Regions from separate parts of the Homo sapiens genome. Here all the other regions are linked to region 3. A link is a loop called in an ENCODE intact Hi-C map of the cell type or tissue named here. Cell type or tissue: endothelial cell of umbilical vein. All regions are shown on one strand.

Evidence for each region. Hi-C counts contacts between places; a loop is a spot of excess contacts. Peaks named below come from ENCODE experiments on the same cell type or tissue, not always from the same donor. Only the 100,000 strongest peaks of a DNase experiment are listed, where the experiment ranks them.
Region 1: it touches region 3 in a loop (11-fold over the local background); 8 of 110 quality-filtered maps call a loop at or near these places.
Region 2: it touches region 3 in a loop (15-fold over the local background); 22 of 110 quality-filtered maps call a loop at or near these places.

Annotation. Positions count from the first base shown.
Region 1 is chr2:7,079,915-7,087,914 of GRCh38, reverse strand. No RefSeq gene overlaps it. Among named protein-coding and RNA genes, the nearest start is that of GRASLND, 170 kb to the right of the region's middle. In endothelial cell of umbilical vein, a CTCF peak has its summit at 3,834 (motif pointing right); a DNase peak (open chromatin) is centred at 3,854; H3K27me3 peaks cover 223 bases.
Region 2 is chr2:7,040,897-7,048,896 of GRCh38, reverse strand. It overlaps RNF144A (ring finger protein 144A), which reads right to left. Exons shown (of 9, transcript NM_014746.6): 9 at 4,718-8,000. Among named protein-coding and RNA genes, the nearest start is that of GRASLND, 130 kb to the right of the region's middle. RefSeq lists a silencer at 4,525-4,819. In endothelial cell of umbilical vein, a CTCF peak has its summit at 4,410 (motif pointing right); a DNase peak (open chromatin) is centred at 4,436.
Region 3 is chr2:6,821,725-6,829,724 of GRCh38, reverse strand. It overlaps NRIR (negative regulator of interferon response), which reads left to right. Exons shown (of 4, transcript NR_126359.1): 4 at 770-1,171. Among named protein-coding and RNA genes, the nearest start is that of NRIR, 15 kb to the left of the region's middle. RefSeq lists an enhancer at 3,033-3,327. In endothelial cell of umbilical vein, a CTCF peak has its summit at 3,121 (motif pointing left); a DNase peak (open chromatin) is centred at 3,004; H3K27ac peaks cover 392 bases.

The DNA.
Region 1 (8,000 bases), 260 kb before region 3:
TGAACCAAGAAGCAAGACTCAATTGTCTACTGTCTTCAAGAGACCCATTACATGAGTAACAACACCCATAGGCTCAAATTAAAGGGATGGAGAAATATCTATCAGGCAAATGCAAAACAATGATCGGGGGTGCTCTTCTCATATCAGACAAAACAGATTTTTAAACCAACACTGATCAAATAGGGCAAAGAAGGACATTATATAATGTTGTTCAATTCAACATGAAGACCTACCTATCCTAAATATATGCACACCAAACATTGGAGCACCCAGATTCATAAAACGAAGTATTAGAAATCTATAAAGAGATTTAGATAACCACATAATAGTAGTGGGAAACTTTAACACCCCACCGATGGTGTTAGACAGTTCATTGAGGCAGAAATCTAGCAAAGACGTTCTCATCTTAAACTCAACATTTGACCAATCAGACCTAGTAGACATCTAGAGAATGCTCCACCAAAGTATAATAGAATATGCATTCTTCTCATCTGCACATGGCATATACTTTAAGATTAACCACATATGGAGCCATAAAGCAAGTCATGACAAATTCAGAAAAATTAATATCATACCAACCACACTCTCAGACAGACCATAGTACAAGATAAATAGAAATCAATACAAAGGTGATCTCTCAAAGCCAAACAATTACATGGAAGTTACACAACCTACTCTAGAATGGCTTTTGGATAAAGAATAAAATTAAGACCGAAACAAAAAATTATTTGAAACTAATGAAAACAAAGACACAACATATCAGATTCTTTGGGAAATAGATAAAGCAGTGTCAAGAGGAAAGTTTATTGCACTAAATGCCTATATCTAAAAAAATGCCTATATCTAAAAGTTAGAAAGATCTCTAACAACCTAACATTACACCTAGAGGAAATATAAAAACAAGAGCAAACCAACCCCAAGTCTAGCAGCAAAAAATAAATAACCGAAATCAGAGCTAATCTGAAATAAATTGAGATGCAAACATTAACACAAAAGATCCATGAAACCAAAGTTTGTTTTTTGAATGAATAAACAAGAGTAACAGACCACTAGCTAGATTAACAAAGAAAAAATTGATAAAATCAAAATAAATGCAATCAGAAATTACAAAAGTGACATTAGAACCAACCCCACAGAAATACAAAAAACCTTCAGAGACTTTTATGAACACTTCTATGCACACAAACTAGAAAAACTAGAAGAAATGGATAAATTCCTGGAAACACACAGCTTACTAGGATTGAACCAGGAAGAAACTGAAATCCTGATACCAATAACAGGTTTCAAAATTGAATTAGTAATAAAAAGGCTACCAACTAAAAGAAAGCCCAGGACTACAAGCATTCACAGCCAAATTTTAACAGATATACAAAGAAAAGTTAGTACCAATTCTACTGAAATTATTCCAAAAACACTGAGGAGAAGGGACTTCTCCTTAACTTATTCTACAAAGCCAGTATCATTCTGACACAAAAACCTAGCAGAGATACAACAATAACAAAAAAAAAATCTTCAGGCCAATATCCCTGATGAATATAGACACAAAAATCCTCAACAAAATACTAGCAATCTGAAGCTAGCAGCACATCTAAAAGTTAATTCATAACAATGAAGTAGGCTTCATTACTGGGATTCAAGATTGGTTCAACATATGCAAATCAATAAATATGATTCAACACATAAACAGAATTTTTTTAAAAAATCATAATCTTAAGAGAGGTAGAAAAGGCTTTCAATAAAATTCAACATCCTTTCATAATAAAAAAAAACTGTCAAAAAATTAGACATTGAGGGAACATACCTTAAAATAATAAGAGCCATATATGACAAACCCACAGGCAACTTCTACTGAATTAGCAAAAGCTGGAAGCATTCCCCTGGAGAACTGGAACAAGACTAGGATTCCCACTCTCACCATTCCTATTCAACTAGTACTGGATGTCCTAGCCAGAACAATCAGGCAAGAGGAAGGAATAAAAGGCATCCAAATAGGAAGAGAGGAGGCAAAATTATCATTCTTCACAAATGATGGTTCTATACCTAGAAAACCCCACAGGCTCTGGCAAAAGGCTCCTAAAACTGATAAAACACTTCAGTAAATTTTCAGGATACAAAATCAATGCAGAAAAATTAATAATATTTCTATACACTAATAATATCCGAGCTAAGAGCCAAATCAAGAATGCAACCCCATTTACAATAGCCAAAGAATAGCCAAGAATGAAACACCTAGGAATACAGCTAATCAAGATAGCTGTAATGAGAATTAAAATACACTGCTGAAAGAAATCAGAAAGGTAGCTACAATGAGAATTAAAATACACTGCTAAAAGAAATCAGAGATGACACAAATAAATGGAAAAATATTTCATGTTAATGGATATGAAGAATTAATATTAATATGGCCATACTGCCCAAAGCAAGTTACAGATTCAATGTTACCAAATTACCAATGTCATTTTTCATAGAATTAGAAAAAAACTATCCTAAAATTCCTATGCAACAACAACAAAAAAGCCCAAGTTGCCAAAACAATCCTAAGCAAAAAGAGAAAAGCCAGAGGCACCTCACTACCTGACTTAAGACTATACTACAAGGCTATGGTAACCAAAAGAGTATGATGCTGGTTAAAAAAAAAAAAAAAGGAAAAACAAACAGACACATAGACCAACAAAACAGGATAGAGAACCTAGAAATAAAGCTGCATACCTGCAACCACTTGATCTTCGACAAAGTCGACAATAACAAGCAATGGGGAAAAGACTTCCAATTCAGTAAATGGTGTTAGGATAACTGGCTAGTAGTTATTGCAGAAGATTGAAACTGGATCCCTATCTTTCACCATATACAAAAGTCAACTCAAGATTAAATAAGTATTTAAATAGAAGACCTAAAATTATAAAAATGCTAGAAGAGAAACTAGGAAATACCATTATTGGCATTGACCTTGGAAAGTCTGATAACTGTGTGTCTTAGGGATGGTTGTCTTGTATCTTGCAGGGGTTCTCTGCATTTCTTGAGTTTGCATGTTGATCTCTCCACCAAGACTGGGGAATTTTTCATGGCCTATAGCCTCAAATATGTTTTTCAAGTTGCTTACTATCTTTTCTTCTCTCTCAGAAATGCCAGTGAGTCATAGGTTTGGTCTCTTTAAATAATCCCATATTTCTCAGAAGTTCTGTTTATTTTTTTTAATTTTTTTTTTATTTTTGTCTGGGTTGACTTGAAAGACTGGACTTTGAGCTCTGAAATTCTTTCTTCAGTTTGCTCTATTATGTTGTTAAGACTTCCAATTTTATTTTGAAATTTCTGTAGTGATTTTTTCAATTCCAGAAGTTCAGCTTGGTTCTTTCTTAAAATGGCTATGTCATCTTTCAACTCTTGGATTACTTTACTGGGGTCCTTGGATTGGTTTTAACTTTCTCTTGAATCTCATTGAGCTTCCTTGTCATCCAGATTCTAAATTCTATGTCTGTCATTTTGGACATCTAAGTCTGGTTAGGATCCATTGCTGGGGAGCTAGTTCGATCCTTTGGAAGTAAGGAGACACTCTGACTTACTGAATTGCAAGGGTTCCTGCACTGGTTCCTCCTCAACTGAGAGGGCTGGTGTTTCTTTATCCTTTTGAAGTTGCTGTCATTTGGAAGGGTGTGTTGTTTTTATAGACAGTGCTGTATATTACGTATAGTCACTTGGTTTCATTTCTGGGTGCTTTCAGAGGACCAAGGCTCTGTATGGGTTCCTTAGTTGAGGCTAGTTTCCTGCATTGGTTTTCACCAGCAATGCGTGCTGGAGGAATTTATTTTTGTTTCGTGGTGTAATTCAGGCTGCGACACACTAGATGGCACTAGGCTCTTAGCACCTGTTTTGTATTTCAGTGCTTTCACAGCAGTGCTCTGAGGAGCGGGAAATGGAGGAGGTGGTGAGAGATGAACTCCCCTTACCAAGTTCATTCACAAGCCTTGGAGGAGGCCCCTCTAATCACTGGCACTGCACCCACATTTCCTTAGCCCCAGCGCAGGCCCTTGCGGGTTGCACTGTCCACTCCCTTAGGTGTTGCCCAAGCCAATAGTTAGGTGACCAGGAGACCCACAACTCCCAGGGACCTGCTGGTCCTCTGTGCTCGGTGGAGTCAGAGTGGGTTGTGGGGAATGTCTATGGGTGCAGGCACCAACTTTTTCTTTTTCATAGTCCCCTTTGAACAATGACATCTACCTTTTATGAATAAAGTTTTATTGGAACGCAGACCCTCCTATTTGTTTATATATTGTCCATGACTCTTCCCTCTACAGAAGAGCTGCATATTTGCAACAGAAACTATATGGTCTGTAAAGCCTAAAATATTTACTGTCTAGCCCTTTACAGAAAAAGTCTGCCCAACTCTATTCTAGAGCATCATACCTTCCTTAACAACTCTCAGCAGATTTATATTAGTCAGCTCAGGATACCATAACAAAATACTGCAAACTGGGTTTCTTAAACAGCATGAATTTATTTTCTCACAGTTCTGACGGCTGAAAGTCCAAGATCAGGGTGCCAACAGCATGGACATCTGGTAAGGCACCTTTTCACTGTGTCCTCTTATGGCCATGACTCTGTGGATGTGCATGGAGAGACACCTCCTTGGTGTCTCCTCCTCTTCTTTCAGAGACATCGACCTATCCGATTAGGACCCCACCCTATGACCTCACTTCACCTTACTTACCTCTTTAGGTTAATATCTCCAAATACAATCACATTGAAAAATGCAACTTCATCATATGAATTGGGCAGGAGGGGTGGACACAATTCTGTCTGTAACTAGAGTTTGCCACTTTGATATTTATTGTACCAATTTGCACAACAAATTTGAGAGTAGCCTTATTTCAGAAGATTGACAGATCTTTGAAGACTATAACTAAATATCTCATCCACTTCAAATAAATACACATATGTGAATAAAATATAATTTCGGCATATAAAATTTAAGTTTTTAGTTGTCACTTTAAAGCCACAGCATAAACAAGTCTGAAGCCAAGATTCCCTCATGCCCTCATTCTATCAATCTCCATTACACTAAGTAGTAACTGTTCTCATTTCTATCACCATAGACTAATTTTATCTGTTCTATAACTTTATGTGAATCAAGCTTGTCCAACCAGTGGCCCGTAGGCCTCATGTGGCCCAGGATGGCTTTAAATGTGGCCCAACACAAATTCACAAACTTTCTTAAAACATGATGAGATTTTTAAATGATTTTTTTAGCTCATCAGCTATTGTTAGTGTTAGAGTATTTTATGTGTGGCCCAAGACAATTCTTCTTCCAATCCGGCCCAAGGAAGCCAAAAGACTGGACACCCCGATCTAAATGAAATCATGCAATACATACACTCTATTGCCTAGCTTTTTACAAACAAAAATACTTTTGAAATTTATCCATCTTGTTGTATATAGCAATGATTCATCCTTTTTTTGGAAAATATATTTCAATTTTTATATTGAATTTTTGTAATCATTGTCATTTTGACAAATATTTGGATTGTCAAAAAACTCTGAGACAGCTCTTGGCTGTTGGGAATAAAATTATTATGAATAGTCTTATTCAGTCTTTTTGTAAAAATATGTTTGTATGCATCTTGAGTAAATACCTAGGAGTGAAAATCTTAGGTCCTAAGATAGGTTTATGTGTAACTTTATGAGAAAACGGAACAACTTTCCAAGTAGGCTGTGTCATTTTACATTCCTAATACCAAGGTATGTAAGTTCAAGTTATTCCATATCCTCAGAAACATTATTCCATATCCTCAAAAACAGCCTGAGAAACAACCTCAGAAACAGCACTAAAGTGACATTTAGTGCTGTCAGGGTTTTTAAGGTTAATCTTTCTAGTGAACGTTTAATAATATTCCATTGTGGTTTTAATTTGCATTTTCTGGATGATTCATAACACAAACATATTTTCTTATATTTATTGGCTAATCATATATTTCCTTTCGTGATGTGGCTATAGAAAGAAGTCTTGTATCCACTTTTTAAATTGGGTTCGTTTCATTTCATTATTGACTCCCAGGAGTTCTTTATATATTTCAGATCAAAGCCTTTTGTCAGATACTATATGGCGAATGTTTTTTCCCACTCTATGGCTTGCTTTTTAATTTTCTTAATGGCATCCTGTCTTGGGTTTTAGGTTTCGTTATGACAAATCCAATTTATCAATCTTGTTCTCTTATGGCTGTTTTTGTGTCTTCTCAAAAATGAGTCCCTATTTACCTCAAGGTTACAAATATATTCTTCTATGTTTTCTTCTAGTAGCTTTTAAGTTAAATCTATGCTCTATCACGAACTAACTCTATTAGGATGTGAAGTAGTATCTAGGTTCAGATTTTCCCGTGTACTTACCCAGTTACAGATCTATTTGTTGAGAACACTTTTCTGGGCTCTTTTGTTGAAAGCTTATTTATCCTACATATATGGGCCTACTTCGGGCCTCTGTATTCTGCTCTTTTGATCTATTTGTGCAAGGATTGAATTTTTTTTCTATAAAGGGCCAATGTGAGTAATCATGTTAGGTCTTGCAGTCCATAATGATCTGTGATTCAAATATTTAACTATGTTCTTATAGTGGGAAAGCAGTCATAGAAAACAGATAAACAAATGAGCATGGCTGTGTTCCAGTAAAACTTTCTTCGTGGACACAAATTTAACTTTCACATAATTTTTGAGTGCCATAAAATACGATTATTATTTTGGTTTTGTCAAACTTTTAAAAATATAAAACATATTCTTATCTCTGTAGAATATCAGGCAGTATGATACCAAGTAACGGCTTTATTTTGCCCACAGCAGTATTTTGCCAATCCTTGTTTTCAACATCCTTATTCCAAAACCATAATGTCTTCATTACTTTAGTTGTATAGGTGATCTTGAAACCAGTAGCGCAAGTCCTTCAACTTTGCTTTTTTCAAGATGGTTTTAGCTAGTCTATTACTTTTAATAGCAAAAACTGCAATTACTTTTGCATCAACCTAATAGATTATTTGCATTTTCATATAAACTTCAGAATCAACTTCTCAATGTCTACAAAAATGTCTGATGGGACTTTGGGAGTTCATTTAATCTACAGGACAATTTGGAGAGAAGTGATGTCGTAACACCATTGAGTCCTTCAATTCATGAACACTGCATTTGTCCTATTTATTTACTTAGCAATGGATTGAGATTTTCAAAGTAAAAATCTTACCCATATTTAGTTAAATATATTCCTAAGTATCTTGCATTTTTGATGAAATTAAAATGGACTCTTTAAAACTAATTTTTCAAATATTTGTTGCTAGTCCTCAATAAATTTTTTATATATTGACTTGTATTCTACACATAGTTAAATTCATTTAGTACTTAATAGTTTTGTGTGGATCTATTAGAATTTTCGAATTTTCTATATAAGTAAACATGTCATCCACAAAAATGCCAGATTTACATTCACCTATCCAAGTCTTCATGTCTTTTATTTCTCTTTTCTGCCAATTATCCTAATTTGGATTTCCAGTACTATGGAGGATAGAAATAGAAAGAGTGGATAATCTTGTCTTGTTCTCAATGTTACAGAAAAAGCAGTCAGTAGCTCATTGTTATTTTTTATAGACATCCCTTAACAAACTGCCATGGTTTTCTTCTATTCATGGTTTAGTGAAAGTTCTTACACAAAACGAAGTTAACTTTTGTCAAAGATTTTCTTCAATACCTACTGAGATGATTATATGGTTTTTATTTTTTATTCTGTTACTATGGTGAATTATATTTCTTGTATATTTCTGGATTTGAATTACTAAATTTAATAAAATTTTTTGCATCTGTATTTATACAATATTACTTTATTGTAATTTTCCAAGTTTGGGTATCAGGGTTATGGTAGTCATAAAATAAAGTGAGTAGTTGTCACTTCATTTACTTTGAGTGACTTTGTTAGATTTTTTAAAAAACATTCTTTAAATATTTGATGAAGTTTACCAGTGAAACCATCT
Region 2 (8,000 bases), 220 kb before region 3:
TGGCACCCAAGACAGCTGTGTTTTAGCTGCTGTCTGTGCATTCATACTTGGCTTTAGGTGAAAGTGAATCTCTTCCAGAAGGTTGAGTAGACTTCACCAGCACTTACCTCTGCAGTTTTCAATGTCATTTTGGCTCTTGGATTAATTCTGCTTCAGATTGTGGAAATCTTAATTTCCAAGGTGATCGTTTCCTATGAAGTACTTTGCTGCCAAGGAAACATAGCTTAGAAAGGTCCCCATGCTGTGGCCACCCCCTAATTCCAAGCAACGTGGCCCCTACTGCAGTCTCCCTAACACCCTTTCTGCAGGGAGGCTCCTCTGAGCACTGTTGGCCCATCCTTGACCTTCACGTGGCTTTGGGTGTCTTACTGAACCCTGCCTAGGTGTGTTCCTACTGGCTGTGGGGTTGGGCCGGGCCCCATGGTCTGCTCGTTGTTTGTTATAGGGCAAGACTCTTAATGATTCTAAGCCTTAATTTTCTTGCCTAAAGTGAAGAATTGTGATAATAATAGTTTACGTCCCAGGGTGGTTTTGATAATTAGTTTCTCCTGTGAACAACATGTTGATTCAGGAAGCGCAGTGTTTGTCCTGCGATGGGCACCATCTCCCACCTGATGCTTATCCCCTGGAAGGTCCTTGTGTATGCGATTATCTGAAGGTGGAGATGAGCCATGTTTTGCCTGTAATCTCTGAAATCATCTGAGATCGTACGGGTGTGCCTGAGAGCAGCTATTTCCCCCTCAGGATTTCCTGAGCTCATTTTTCTCATTCATCTTGCTGGCTTGAAAACAGACAGGACTGGGTTTCTTCTCCTGGGATGCGATCTTCAGATGCAGGATTTAAACTATCCCAGGAACAGAAAGGAAACCACCCCACATGGCTGAGACAAGTCTCTGTGTGCCAGTCAGGGTAAATCAGGAAGAGGCCCAGGGAAGCCATGTGTGGTGGGAGGAACACTGGGTCCCCGCAGGGCAGACTTGGGTTCCCAGCTTCACCAGCCACTTATCCTTGGTGTCACTTGTGGCAAATGGGCCTCTCCAAGCCCCAGTGATATGAAGATAAGACTCGCAGCTTTGTGAGCATGAAACACAACCCATGGAAAGCAGTGAGCAAATGCCTGGCTCAGAAGAGGTTCTCAGCTCACAATAGGGATTTCTTCCAACTACAGTTGAGGCTTTTGCTTCTGGACTGTCTACACCTCCAGTTCAAGCGTAAGGCTTTTTTGTAGCTGAACCATCCCAAGTGACTGGTTTGGCTGTGTCCCCACCAAAATCTCAACTTGAATTGTATATCTCAGAATTCCCACATGTTGTGAGAGGGACCCCGAGGAAGGTACTTGAATCACTGGTGCTGGTCTTTCCTGCGCTATTCTCGTGATAGTGAAGAAGTCTCACGAGATGTGATGGGTTTATCAGGGCTTTCTGCTTTTGCTTCTTCCTCATTTTTCTCTTGCCACTGCCATTTAAGAAGCCACCATGACTCTGAGGCCTCCCCCGCCATGTGGAACTGTAAGTCCAATTAAGCCTCTTTTTCTTCCCAGTCTCAGATGTCTTAATCAGCAGCATGAAAATGGACTAATACACTTCCCACACTACAAATACACACATTCATACACACAGTCACACACATAGACACACATGCACACTCACACATGTACTTCATACAGGCTCTTGCACACACACACCCCCAGCAACAGGAGTTTAATTCCTTTATCTGACAGGCATTCAGTAAGTCACCACTATGTGTCCAATAACAGCAGGCAAATATGAAAACCTATTTACAATGTTAATTTCTTAAACCCCTGGATAAAAGGAACATGGAGTCCAACTGTCAGAAGCTTTTGAAACGTTATTCCCTTTTGCATTTTGGGCTTTTCATAAAAGTTGTGATAAGCTGATAAATTCTGAGAAGTGAGAAGAGACTACCCCTTGTTGGATCTTTCTTGTGCAGTAAAAAACACATCACATGTACTCACGTTCTGAATGAATTCTGTTAAGTCAGTGAGAAAAAATAAGAATAAATAAAAATATATTTTAAAAAGACCCAGATAGTTGCCTAGGAGAACAAGTGAATGACTTTTGATACTGCAAATTCAGATTTTCCAATATGAAAATATTGACTCCATTTTTCTTTGCATTAACCACAGGCTGTACGCACAACCACTTCCTTGCACCCCTGGGTAGCATGAGCCATGATGTGAGCTGTTCGTTTCTCAGGTCCTACAAGGAAAACAGGAGGGAAGAGGGTCCTTCTGTGCTTGAAGCAGGAGTGCTGAGTGGGTACCCTTGTTGGGAGCCTCATCCACATTCACAGTGGAACTGCATGAGCAACTTAATATTTTATCACCAAAATGTACTCTATGTTTTACTTGTCATTTCCTCATTTATCCTCAGAAAAATCCTGTGCAAGACTTTTTATCCCAATGTTCAAACAGGAAACAGGTGCTCCCAGGCTGTCACATGCACGGGAAGTCACCCTCCTGCGATGTGGCTCCAGCCTTCCCTGGCTATAGCAGCCACTGCAGCTCTCCACCCTGCTGCTCTGGGCCCCATTCGATGTTGGCTTCATCCGAAAATGCACATCCTGGGTGACTTTAGCTAGAGAAGAGCGAGTAGCCAACACCAGGTCGTGGGCAGCAATTGCTGTTTTTAAATGGCTGAGTTGCTCACTGGTATAGACAGAGATGAGCTGAGCTGAGCTGAGTAATGGACACTGTCTTGTGGTCGAGCCACATCAGCAGTTATAATCTCTCATGTACCTCCTGCAAACAAGTCAAGTTTAGAATACCTTCTAGATAAGCACATGCTATCAAAGTCTGTGCCATTCCCACCTTCTATGCCCTGTAATTTGGGTTCCTCTAAGAGTTGATAAGACTCTTTGCTGGCAAATTTCTTTTTCAATTTTTAGAAACAAATATATGTACCTAGGTAGACACAGAAATATGGATTTATTTTGCTTAACCATCATTGTTTTTTGGCAGTGTTTTCTGGGGGGCAATTCCTACATTCCAGGCCCGCTTCAAGAATTGATGTGCAACCCAGCGTAGGGAAGAACTGCTTCTGGACTGCACCTGAGGCAGCACCACCGGCAACGGAGCCCCGCCACCTGCTGTACCCGTCCACCTTCTCTGGTTGACCTCCCTGGGGCCAGACAGCCCACTCAGAGTCCGTGCTCCCTCCTATGGAGGTGAGTTGTGTTTCCCACAAAAAGTGTTGAAGCCTAACCCCCAGAACCTGTGAACTTGACCTTATTTGTAAATAGGGTCTTTGCAGATGATCGAGTGAAGATGAGGTCATCAGGGTAGGCTCTAATCCAATATGACTTTGCCCTTAGATGAAGGAGCTGTGTCCACAGGCGTGCACACAGGGAGAACGCCGTGGGAACCTGCAGGCAGAGACTGGGGGTGCATCTACCAGCCAAGGAACACCCAGGACTGCCAGCAGTACCAGGAAGTTGCAGAGCAACACGGGCATCCTCCTTACCGCTCTCAGAAGATTCCAGCCCTGCAGATACCTGAACCTTCAGTTTCCAACCTCCAGACCTGGAAGACAGTAAAGCTCTGTTGTTGTAGCCCCTGGTGTGTGGTCCTTTGTGACAGCAGCCCTAGGACCCTAACTCACTCCTCCCACACAGCCTTTATCATGAAGGTCCAGTTCCTGAGTTCGGCACACTGTGCCCCCACCAGGTCAGACATTTGAGTAACTCTCCAACCCCGACACGCCAGTTGGACCAAACTCTGTGCGCTTGTTGAACTGGGCCCTTCCTTTGAACACACTTCTCAGTTTTGCTTGGCTAGTTCCTACTTGTCTACAAGAGCGAGCTCATACATGGCGTCCTCTGGACAGCCTTCCCTGACCTTCCGGCCTGGCCGAAGGGCTGTGCTGTGCCCGCAAAGCCTGCTGAGCGTGCGTCTACCATTGAACTTATTCCACCTTCTTATGATAATTGACTGACTTATCTGTCAACCCCTTGAGACTAAGAGCTCCTTGAGGGCAGATATATTGAGTCTTCAGTGCCCACTATGAATCACCAGTTAACAAAATCCACTCCCTTAATGTGCACCTGTAGATATAAAGAATGGATTTAAAACTTAAACACAGGACAAGGAACCAGTTGCCTATTCCAGACTTGAGCATCATATGAACGCATGAGGTATAGATTCTCCTCCAAGCTGGAGTGAGGTGAATGAAAATCAAGGTGAACCACCACATCTTCAGCTCATTATTATCTCTCCTACGAAATGAGAAGGATCCATATTTATTCCACTTTCTCCCCACCCCCAGCAGATAAAGGATGCCTCCTGATTTTCATGCTGCAACTCATAAAATGTGACAGGTCTGTAAGGAACTTGTCTTTGCGGATGGAAGCAGAGCGCCCTGAGTGGGGATGAGATGCTTCCTGATGCTGCAGTACCGGTTGGGCACCACAAGAGGGAGCCAGGAATGGCTGGACGGGTTGATACACCCAACAAACCAAGTAATTTTGGCATCTAGGAGTTGAGAACATTCCTAAAACAGAAAATCTCAGGATACAAGAGCTGTTTTCCCAGTGATATAAGATCCCTCCCCTGCCTCACCCTTTCTCCCTCCACCCCCAGTTCCCACATTGAATATTTTCAATCTTCAATAGATTAAATATTGAAGACTGAAGATAGAATATTTTCCATCTTCAGGCCAGTAGTCAGATAAGCATCTACAAAAGACGGAGCCACGCGGGGTTTACAAAAGTCACCTGTATTCCAGCCAAAATAGCTTTAAAAAGGAATCCCTGCTAAAGGGGGGGACAAACTACGTAAGACACAATACATTTAAAATATGTATTGAAATTACAAATCAAACTTTTTCCATATGATTCCAGAGTACAAAACACAACATTAAAAGGCATTCAAACAGCTCTTTTATACATCACAGTGTTAGTGGCACAAAATGTACTGACATTTCAAAAACACAAATCAAATCTGTTTTGATTTTGTTTCACCACCACTTGTCAAATACATAACGTATACATGTGCATGACTCATTCATGCATATTTTTATACAAGATTAAAATACACCCATAGTAAAGTGAGCAAAGAAGGAAAGAAAGGGCAGGCATGGGGCATGTAGCTACCCCTCACTGAAGGCTCCGGAACTGTGGAAGACAGAATTGCACAAATCAAAGGAAGGGTGGAGACCCTGGGTTTTTTAAACATCAAGACGGCATGCTCTCCTAGTTGTGAAGCATTAGCAATTAGGTTTTAACGCAGGCCCCTTTGTTCCTTTTGGTGTTTTTGGTAATACCTGTCATAATCCCTTCATTTTGTTTATTTTCATAAGGGCTTAGGTTAATTATCAGAAATAAACAAGCTTTGGTATTTTTTAAAGAGAACTTCATGAAGCTTTACACATGCAAAATGTTTTCCCTTGATGATCTCCTTGTGATTTATATATATACACAGGTGTGCTCACTAATAAATGAGAATCTGAGACACACACACAAAGCCCATCCTGGATCCTTTCAATCCCCTAATTTTTAAAGACTACCAAGAAAAAAATGTTTTTTTAATTTGTAAAATGACTTCTAACTTTTGCAATACAAATGAAAACAATAAACTCATCTTGAAGTAATTTTTGCATCTCTGATAGTCCCTCCCACAGGTCCTGTGTTCTAATCAGGAACTGGCCTGTGCCCTAAACTGGTTTTATGGAATAATATGTTGTCAAGATCATTTGTTCCCCTTTAAGAAAATAGGCCGGGTGGGGTGGCTCAGGCCTGTAATTCCAGCACTTTGGGAAGCCGAGGTGGGCAGATCACCTGAGGTCAGGAGTTTGAGAGTAGCCTGGCCAACATGGTGAAACCCCGTCTCTACTGAAAATACAAAAATTAGCTGGGTGAGGTGGTGGGTGCCTGTAATCCCAGCTACTTGGGAGGCTGAGGCAGGAGAATCGCTTGAACCCGGGAGGCAGAGCTTGCAGTGAGCCGAGATCCTGTCATTGTACTCCAGCTTGGGGGACAAAAGCGAAACTCCGTCTCAAAAAGAAAAAAAAAGAAAGAAAATGCCAGAGGTGGCAGATGTTGGTTCCTCTGTCCACAGCTACTCCTATGAGTTGAGGAGGAAGAACTAATTTGGACAGTTATTCCTGCAATCCGATGCTTTATCTCAGATCCTAAGTCAGTCTCTGCTACGTGGACATCTATGGTGACTGCATCTTTGCAAGGTGCTGACCTCCTATGAGGCTGCAAGCTCATCTGGCTGGGCTATGGACTACACAGCAGAGCCAGACTGAGAGGTCAGGCATTTCCAGCAAAACCTCCAAATGTGGTCAGTTACTCAAGGGCCTCAGAGAAGCCACAGGTCCACTGGGCTAAGGCCAGTCCTCACTGGCCACCCACCCTGGGCGGCAGTACAGCAGCCATGGTTGTCTAAGGGCCTTCGCCCCTTACTCCCCAGGATTAAAGGCCTCTTAGTGAACACATGCCATATGCTTCTGGGGCTTGCAGTGAACACCATCTGTAAGAGTGAATGCCATTTTTCAATGGAGACAAATTATGCCGCTTCACAGGAATAAGTCCGTCCACTCAACGCAGAACTCCCCAGGTTTTACTGGGGAATGATGGCAAGATCAAAGTCCAAACCCAGGGCCATCTGCCTGTGTGCTATTTCCATTTTACATCAAGCAGGGTTCATACTGTATTCCCATCAAAGATAAGTCTGGCACTCCTTACTAAAACAGAAGGAAATGCGAGTTTATGTATCTCAGAGTGATCTTGCTGGTATTTATATAGGAAATGGACAATTTTAATTTTATATCTAGATCAAAATGAGGAAACTGAGGCATGCTTCATACAAAAAGTCAGAGCCAGTAGGTGCCAATTTGACTGCCCCTGGCTGGCCCCAGAATCTCTGTGGTCCCTATCTGGGTTGAACTACGTGCTTGTGAAACACATCAGAGGTGAAGGCACAAGGATGGCTGGGGCTACAGATGTGCATGACTGGGCCAGAGACTCTTCCAACAGAACAGCCTGTCCCTCTAGAAATAAGGTCATCTGAGCTCTAGCCCTGGGGATGCAGCCTTTCCAAAGGCTCTGACTCTCATCCTAAGGACGGGGGTGCTACTGTGTGGGCTCATGCGATGGGCAGCAGCAATTTCAGGCAGGAAGGATGAGCATATGGTGGAGGCGTGTCCTGTGGGCCACTGGACACAGGGCCACAGGCCTCCCATGTGTGCTGGGCATGTTAAAGGGCAGTGGCTGGACAGCTGCATCCACATATCACAGGCTGAGGGCTCAAGCCCAGCCAATGACTCCCGCGTGGAGTTGCCACCCACCTCCAGAAAAGCTATTCTAACAGTAGACACCATCACAGCACCACAAACGACAGAGAGCCACAGCCCAGGTTCCATCCAGAAAGGGAGTCGCAGGCATGTTCTTACTGAGTTACTAAACTTGCAATTACAAGGAGAGCTTTTTGAATGTAATTTTGACACACAGGGATTTTCTAAATGGCTTCGGGTTCATAAGGAAAATCAACATGACAGGTGAAGAGTGAGGTGACGCTGTTTTTTCTAACGAATTCAATGTTAGGAAATAAGAAATAAATTTCCAACCAGGGAAAGTAAACTAGGACCTGAGACTGATACTCAAATGCAGAAGTCAAACACACACAAAGCAACATTTTAAAAATGTGCTTGTGATGGGCAAATAACTGAGATAAAAGGATTTTGTTTTACTTCTTTATAGAATGTTTAACAAGATTTTTAAAATCCCACTGTAATATAGCTACAATATTTGCCTGTTATTTTTAGAAGTTTTAAATTCAATGCAGTTTGCTTTGTAAAAGCACCTGTGGCTTTTAGAAGTAAATTCTCTTTAAAGAATACACTTTCTCCACTTTTCAAAGTCAATTGGTGGAATAATGTGTATGTGTCCTTATTAATCCCTGCATCCTGCTGCCATGGAAATGGTCACAGACAGCCCTGTAAAAGATCAAGTGGTAAAATCCCCACGTTAAAACGAAGTGA
Region 3 (8,000 bases):
CTCAAACTCCCGACCTTGTGATCCACCCACCTCGGCCTCCCAAAGTGCTGGGATTACGGGTGTGAGCCACTGTGCCCAGTCGAATGTTTGATATTTTTAAGAACCTTTTAGGTGTGGTTTTGCATTTTCACTCTTTTCATGCTTTAAAGCACACATCTTGTTACAACTCTTCCATGGAAAATCTCTGCCTTCCAGGGCTAAGCAAGGCTGTCCTTGGTGTGGCTTGCAGACTGAATTCAGCCAGCATGGTGCTATTTGATTTTACTTACAACAAACAAACAACTGTTCAGATTATTAGACAATGGAATGGGAATACCTTTGGAGTCACAATTTCTCCAATTCGCCATGTCTCTCTGTTGCTCTACAACTGTAAGGAGAGAAAAATAATTAGAAGAAGAGTCTCCCTCAATAGAGAGGCAGACATACACACCTGGTGATCATCACTGTGGTCCTGCCCACCCTGGCACAGGTGGGTCAGACAAACCTGGTCTGATTCTGATTTACTTTGCCTGAGGGAGTTAACAAAGGTTTCAGAGAGAGGGAATCAGAAAACCCTCATGTAAAACAGATACCATACATGTTAGATCGAATTACAATGGAGTAAACATTTCTTTCTTATTAATGTTGTTAGTGCTGTGTTTCTTGTCCTATTCAGTGACATGCTTTGACCTAGTAATTTTTATACGTGGACTGATTTTCAGATGCATGTGGGCATAAATTAAATACCAAGCATCTAATGTGGACTTGTGTATTTCTTTTTTTTTTTTAGACTGAATCTTGCTCTGTCGCCAGGCTGGAGTGCAGTGGTGCGATATTGGCTCACTGCAACCTCCGCCTCTCGGGTTCAAGCGATTATCCTGCCTCAGCCTTTTGAGTAGCTGGGACTACAGGCACATGGTACCATGCCAGACTAATTTTTGTATTTTTAGTAGAGATGGGATTATCACTATGTTGGCCAAGATGGTTTTGATCTCTTGACTTCGTGATCCGCCCTCCTCGGCCTCCCAAAGTGCTGGGATTTCAGGCGTTAGCCACCGCACCCAGCCTGGACTTGTCTATTTCATTTGGAGAACTTCAATTGATCTAAATCTACTTTGCAGCTTTTCATTGTTAATTTTGAATTTATTTAAACAAGTAAAATATTTAAGACATTTGTGTGGAAAACCTGTAACAAATTGCATTTGGTTCAATCCCTGATTATGTTTTAGATATGCCAACTCTTTTTCTCTCTTTTTTTAAAAATTTGATAAATACTGAAACCAATTCAATTTAGATCAAATACATTACATTTCCACTAGAGGGAGGAAAAGCGCTAATTTTGAACCTTTATGAGGGAACTGTGCTTTTGCCGAGATAATCACTTCCCTCATTACACACAAACTGTGTCTGGAAAAACAACAGTAGTTCCTTTCATTTTTATTTAAATCTCTTCTCTAATGGGAAAACAAAGGACAAAACAGGGAACACTTCTAGGTCAAAGTAGCAAATCTTTAAAAGTGGCTAATTTCTTGCTTCAAGAATTCTAAATACAGCCCCCAGGGTCAGAAAAATATTCAAAGGAAAACCTTAGTGATCATGGAACGCAATCTCTTTCTTTAATAGTGGTGAAAAATGAGGCCCACAGAGAGGCCTGCCCTGCCTAGGGTCATGTAATTTGTTAGTAGCAGATGCACGCGAGAATAGAAGTTCTGCAGTTCTTTTTCTAGTGCTCTTTATAATGCAGTATGGTCTCAGCATATCTGATGCAGTAAATGATATGTACATACACACACATTTTTTTAGGTACATATATATGGATGCATATGTTTTCTTCCATGTGAGGTAATGATTTGAAATTTGGCTTTAAGAGACATTCTGGGGATTTTATGTGTCCTTGTTTATTTGCTCTTAAAACCTCCCTACCCCCTCGTCATTGTAGAACTCTGGATGCACTGCTTATGTTGGATACAGCTAATGGGTCCTGCAAGGCCCAGGCTCTTGTAATTATTGAGCAATCGCCAAAATACTGTGGTTTAGAAAACACATCATAAACTTTTCTGTGGAGTCTCCAAAATTTTTATTAACATGCATGACATTAATGGTTGTGCTTATTTTGCCATAATTGAGGGTGTGTCCCATTTCTCTCAAATAAGAAGGCATTCAAGGGAGCTATCAAATTTCACTTTTGGCTGAACCTGGTCTGTAAGCTTTTCCAAACCTAATGCATTTATGCTCATCTTTGAGATTGAAAACATTATTTTCTGTGTTTTAATTGAAGAAAAAAAAATCCAAACACTCAAGTTCTCCATTCTGAAGCTGTAATTAAGAAAATATCCATCAATAAATGTGTAATTATTTTAAGCCATAATTTTTTTTCAGTAGGTCCTGTTGTAATAACTAACGATTGAAGAGTTTTCCTCATGCCTCCAAATGTCCTCACTAGTGTCTCTAGACTATTTCTACCTGAAGAGAGCTTGCATTAAAAATAAGGGTTAGGGTTAGGGAATTTGGAGATACATTTATAAGGTGAACTTTGGGTGGAACTGTGGTCATTTTATTAATTTTAAAAATTATTAATTCTTCCTCTTCTATGTGCATACATGCAAAGTAATGAATGAAGGAACTTCTGGCTACAAGCAGATGTAGGTACCACTTCTAACTGAGTTTGTGACCTCTGACAAGTTATTCATCTCTGGACTTTAGTTTTTTATTTGCAAAATAAGAAGGTCAGACATGAGGAGGACCAAGAGCCCATTTCTAGTGGGCCATGACTTTAATTTGCCATGATGAGTGGAAGTCACTTATAGTCTTAAATGCCTTATAATTTTTAACAGGATCATAACACAAGATATGCTGTTTTATGCCATTCTGTTACTATTCTAATAACTTGGGAAAGCATGGTATTGGTATATAATGTGTTCCATAATGCATTGGTTCCCTCAAAACCTTCAAGTAAATCAGTCTTTTGTAAAAAGACTTCACTTTATGTTCCCTAGGGAAATCGAAGTGACTTCTATGATGACTAAGGAGTGACCATTTCTATCACTTCCTTAGTCCAGTCCTTCATCTCCCATGAGAATCAACTGAGTCATTTCCTCCCTGATCTTCCTGCTGACACAATGCTCTACCGCCCCCTACAGTCTATTCTTTGAGCAGCACCCAATACCATCCCTACTAAACTTAATTAAAATCAACTCACCCACCTGTTCATCATGCTTAGGGCTTCATTCAGGCCTTGGTTCAGGTCTCTATTCAGCATTGCTCTTACAAGGGGCCTTCTCTACTACTCAGTCCCAGATAGTGCCTTGCATCGTTCTCCTCCCCTTGGCTCTACCTCCTTACTATTAATACCTACCTCTGTCTATGTCTATGTCCATGGCCATGTCTATGTCTGTATCACATCCATCATCATAACTGCATCTGTGTCTCTGATTACACTTGTATCTCTATCTATATGCATAGCTCTGCCTGTACCCACGTGCATATCAACAACCTTATCTATATCTGTAATATGCCTGTGTTGATTTCTACTCCTGAACTGGAGTCTGCACTCCATGAAGGCATGGACTTTGTTTTGCTCATTACTGTCATTTCAGTGTTTGGAACAATGCCTGGTATATACCAGGTTGGTGCAAAAGTCATTGTGGTGGTTTTGCTATTAAAAGTAATGGCTAAACACCACAATGACTTTTGCAAAGGAGCTCAATAAATATTTCTCAAATATTTATTGAGGTACAAATGTGGAACATTGACTTGAAGTGTCAATCAGACTTGACTGAGATTCGGATTGGGGCCCTTTTAGCTGTGTGATTGTGGACAAGTTATTTAATTTCCATGAGACTTCATTTTCTCATTTATAAATCAGAAATGTCATCATTTTTCTCAAAGGTCTTTTGTGAGGATAAAATTAGATATTATAATGAAAAAGAGCCATCTCAGCCCTGGCCAGGAAAAGCTCCAAGTTGAGGTCAATCTCCTTCTCCTTTCTGCTGTCTTGTTGAGAACATCCAGAATTTTATGCATTTTCTGGCTTCAAAGAGAAGCACACCTATTAATATTCACTGCTGGTTATCTTGAAAGTTGGAAAACCAAGACTTCCCAGCTGCAGGAGACGACATTAGATAAACATAAACATGACTTTCCACAGGAGGGACTGTCCCAATGCAGAGCAGATTTACTCGACTTTAAGCATGCTGATGGTAAATGTTCTCCCCCAAGGTCAAGAGCAATGGTGGTTTATTATTTAATTTTATTAGTAGACAAAAATGGGCAGTTAAGGACTGTATTTTTGCCACTAGAGAGCATCACCTTAAGCATTTTCCCCATCACCTGACATAAGTGACACTGTCTTATGAATTAAAACTTTGAAAGAGGCCTCTTTCTTTTTGTGGTTAAAAACCAAATACTTTTCCAATGGAGAATGCATCTCCCTTGGAAATAGTAAACATTCTAGTCAAGGAAAAGATGACCACTAAGCATCTGCTACGAGTTTCATACACCTCATTGTGCATATTGTTCACATCAAACCAAGCATCAGCTGCTACACTGATGTTGCGTAACCAGCCCCAGGTCATGTGGCTAATTACCCGTGGGTCCTGGAATCCATCTCATGTCTGTCTGACTCTGGAGCCAGGAAAGGGCTCCACCAGTGCTCTGTGATGCCTCAGGTGATGCAGAGCCAGTCTCTACTGATGGTTCTATCAAAAAACAAAAAAAACCAAAAACTGAGAGACAGAATCCCAAGTGTGTATAGTGTTACATTTGTGGAGCTCTTTGTTGTTCACTAATGGCTCCTTTATAAATCATTTCAGTTTTTCCCAGCTATAAAGTCACAAGATTTTATATCACTTTTCAGAGAAAGCAGAAGTTGTATGACTCTACTGAAGGTCCCAGTTAATAAGGAGCAGAGACCGGAATTCCTCCTTCTGATGGTAGACCCTTACTCTTTCCGCCATTCTCTGTGGACTTTTAGAAGAACTTTCATCCCGTAGTTACAGTCTTACTTATGCTTTTGCTGAGCATTTTCTAATAGACAGTCAGTCTAGCAACTGCTGGGAACACACAGAACCTAAACTAATGTGGACAAAGTCTCTGTCCTCGCACAGCTTTCGTTCTGAAGGACAGAGACAGGCAATAAACAAATAAATGTGTCTTTATAGTAGAATGATTTATAATCCTTTGGGTATATACCCAGTAAGGGCATTGCTGGGCCAAATGGTATTTCTGGTTCTAGATCCTTGAGGAATTGCCACACTGTCTTCCACAATGGTTGAACTAATATACACTCCCAACAGTGTAAAAGTGTTCCTGTTTCTCCACAGCTTCACCAGCATCTGTTGTTTCCTGACTTTTTAATAATTGCCATTCTGACTGGTATGAAATGGTATCTCTTTGTGGTTTTGATTTGCATTTCTCTAATGACCAGTGATGATGAGCTTTTTAAAATATGTTTGTTGGCTGCATAAATGGTTCATTTAATGTGTTTAAATGTACAGATTTTGTAACACTAAGAAGTTGCAATGCTATAATAACAGCATATCTTAGGTTGGGCATGGTGGCTTATGCCTGTAATCCTAGCACTTTGGGAGGCCAAGGCAGGTGGATCATTTGAATTTGAGGTCAGGAGTTTGAGGCCAGACTGGCCAACAAGGTGAAACCCCATCTCTACTAAAAATACAAAAATTAGCCGGTTGTGATAGTGGGTGCTTGTAATCCCAGCTACTCAGAAGGCTGAGACAGAAAAATTGCTTGAACCTGGAAGGTGGAGGTTGCAGTGAGCCGAGGTCACACCACTCCAGCCTGGGCAATGGAGACTCCGTCTCAAAAAAAAAAAAAAAAAAAAAAGTACATAATGTGCTTAGAATTTCAAAATTGTAAAAATTGTTTTGTTTCTTTTAATTCAAAGATATCTACATGCTTTTAAAATCAGTAAAGTTGCAATTAGCTGAAAAAAAATGCATAAGATATCAGGTGGTGTAAATACCACAGACAAGTCAAGTTCGTGAGGGGATAGGAGTACAACAGGGACAGGTTGAGGTTTTAAGTTGGGTGATGGGAGAAAGCTGCTTTGCTGGAGATGTTTGGGCACCTGATGGGAGTGACAAAGCCAGCCAGGGGATTGGCAGGGTTAAAGCAGCAACATCAGCACGATTATTTACAGCATCAACAAAACATTTAAAAAGCCGATTCTGTTTCCTAAATGTGAGGAGCTATCTGCTGCAGATCCAGTTGTGTTCCCTGAGAACAGGGAAGTGCAATGTAATGAAAGTCAGCCCCATTCCTTGAAGAAAAGTCCTCGTCTGAGCATCAGGAAATGGCCGAGCTGGTGTGTGATCTGCAAAGCGCATCTCACCCTGCCTGCTCTCTAAGACCCGGACAAAGCATGCTTTTGGTTTAAAGTAGTTTCTCTCAAAAGACTGCAATCTTCCTGGCAGATATCATGCATTTTTATCATATTTCCCAGAACAGCTCAGATTCTCAAGGACCATATACGTGAATTATCTATAGTGCAGTTAAATGTCATGAAGTTGTCTAAGCCTTTTTAATTAATAGGATTCATAAGTGCTCACTGGAAGTCAGTACTGTGGAATTCATTTTTTTCCTACTTGACATTTATGTAGCACTCTTTAACATTTGAAATATATTATCTCATTTTATTGTCGCAACAAGCCCATGAAGGAGTTGAATAGGAGATATATTATCTGTTTCTTCTACCTCTCTCCTTCCTTTCCTTTTCTTCCTTCCTTCCTTCCCTCCCTCCCTCCCTCCCTCCTCCCTCCCTCCCTCCCTTCCTTCCTTCCTTCCTTCCCTTCCTCCCTCCCTCCCTCCCTTCCTTCCTTCCAAAATGGAAAGTTAAATGGTATTTGATGGGAAGAAAACTGCTGGAATTCTACTGACTTAAAAATAACAGGATATACTTTCCAATCATCAAAATTAACAAACGTTTGTAGAAAATATAATGTTTGCTTGCTGAGAAGAGTCTGTGAGACAGCATCCCCTGCCATGGGAATGTAAAAAGATACAAATCTTATGGAAGGCCACGTGGGAAAATGCACCAGGAATTTAAAAAATGTGTTTACCTTTTGACATCAAAATTGTACTCCCCAAAGACATCATTAGAACTGCAATAAAAGTCAATAAACCAAAAATATTTATCCCAGCATTACTTATGAGAGCAAAACTTGGAATAAAGCAAATTGCTTAACAATAGGGAAAGGTTAAGTGAGCTGTGATACCCGGCTTTGATGGAATAGGATGCAGTCACTGGGGACTACACTGGGGGTATTCTACTCTCTGGAGGAGAGGTTAGAGATAACTTGACTTTCTGGCCTCTTACTTTTTGCCAAAACAGTCTCCAAATCCCAGCAGTGGGGGCCAGTTTGGAGATGCATGTAGGCTGCAAGTACTCTCAGCAGCCACAGCAGGCTAGACTTAGAGACAGGGCAGCTTCCTCTGTTTAGTCTGGTGGAATTTCTGAAGAAAGAGATGTTAGCACGAGGCCAGGCAGTGATGGCTCCAGGCGGGATGGGGTGGGGGTCCTGCTTCATGGAGGCTTGTTTTTCCCTACAAGGGAAGAATCTGGAGCCCAGGGTTCCAGGACCAGGCAGGTCATTAGCTCGCTGAATAAATGTGAAGAAACTAGTTTACCGCACACCTCTGCCATTTTCTCATCTGTGAAAGGACTGATGGAAAAGAGTGTTAATGTAAGCAATATTTCTACAGCTCCTAATTTCTGCTAGTCATAGTTCTAAGCACATTACAAATAGCAGCTTGTTAAATCATCAGGACAATCCTTCGAGGTAGGTAATGCTCTTCTCCCCACCTAACTGATCAGGAAACAAAGACGGAAGGAGGTTAAGTAGCTTGCTGATGGGGTTCGAAGCCACGCTTTTAAACTCTACACTCCACTGCCTCTCAATAAAAGATTTGTAAGTTCCCTCTCAGCTCTCATATCCAATGACTATAATTTTAGGAGGTGAGTTTTCAGCCAGTATATAAGAGTCTTGTTCCAATCCCTTAAA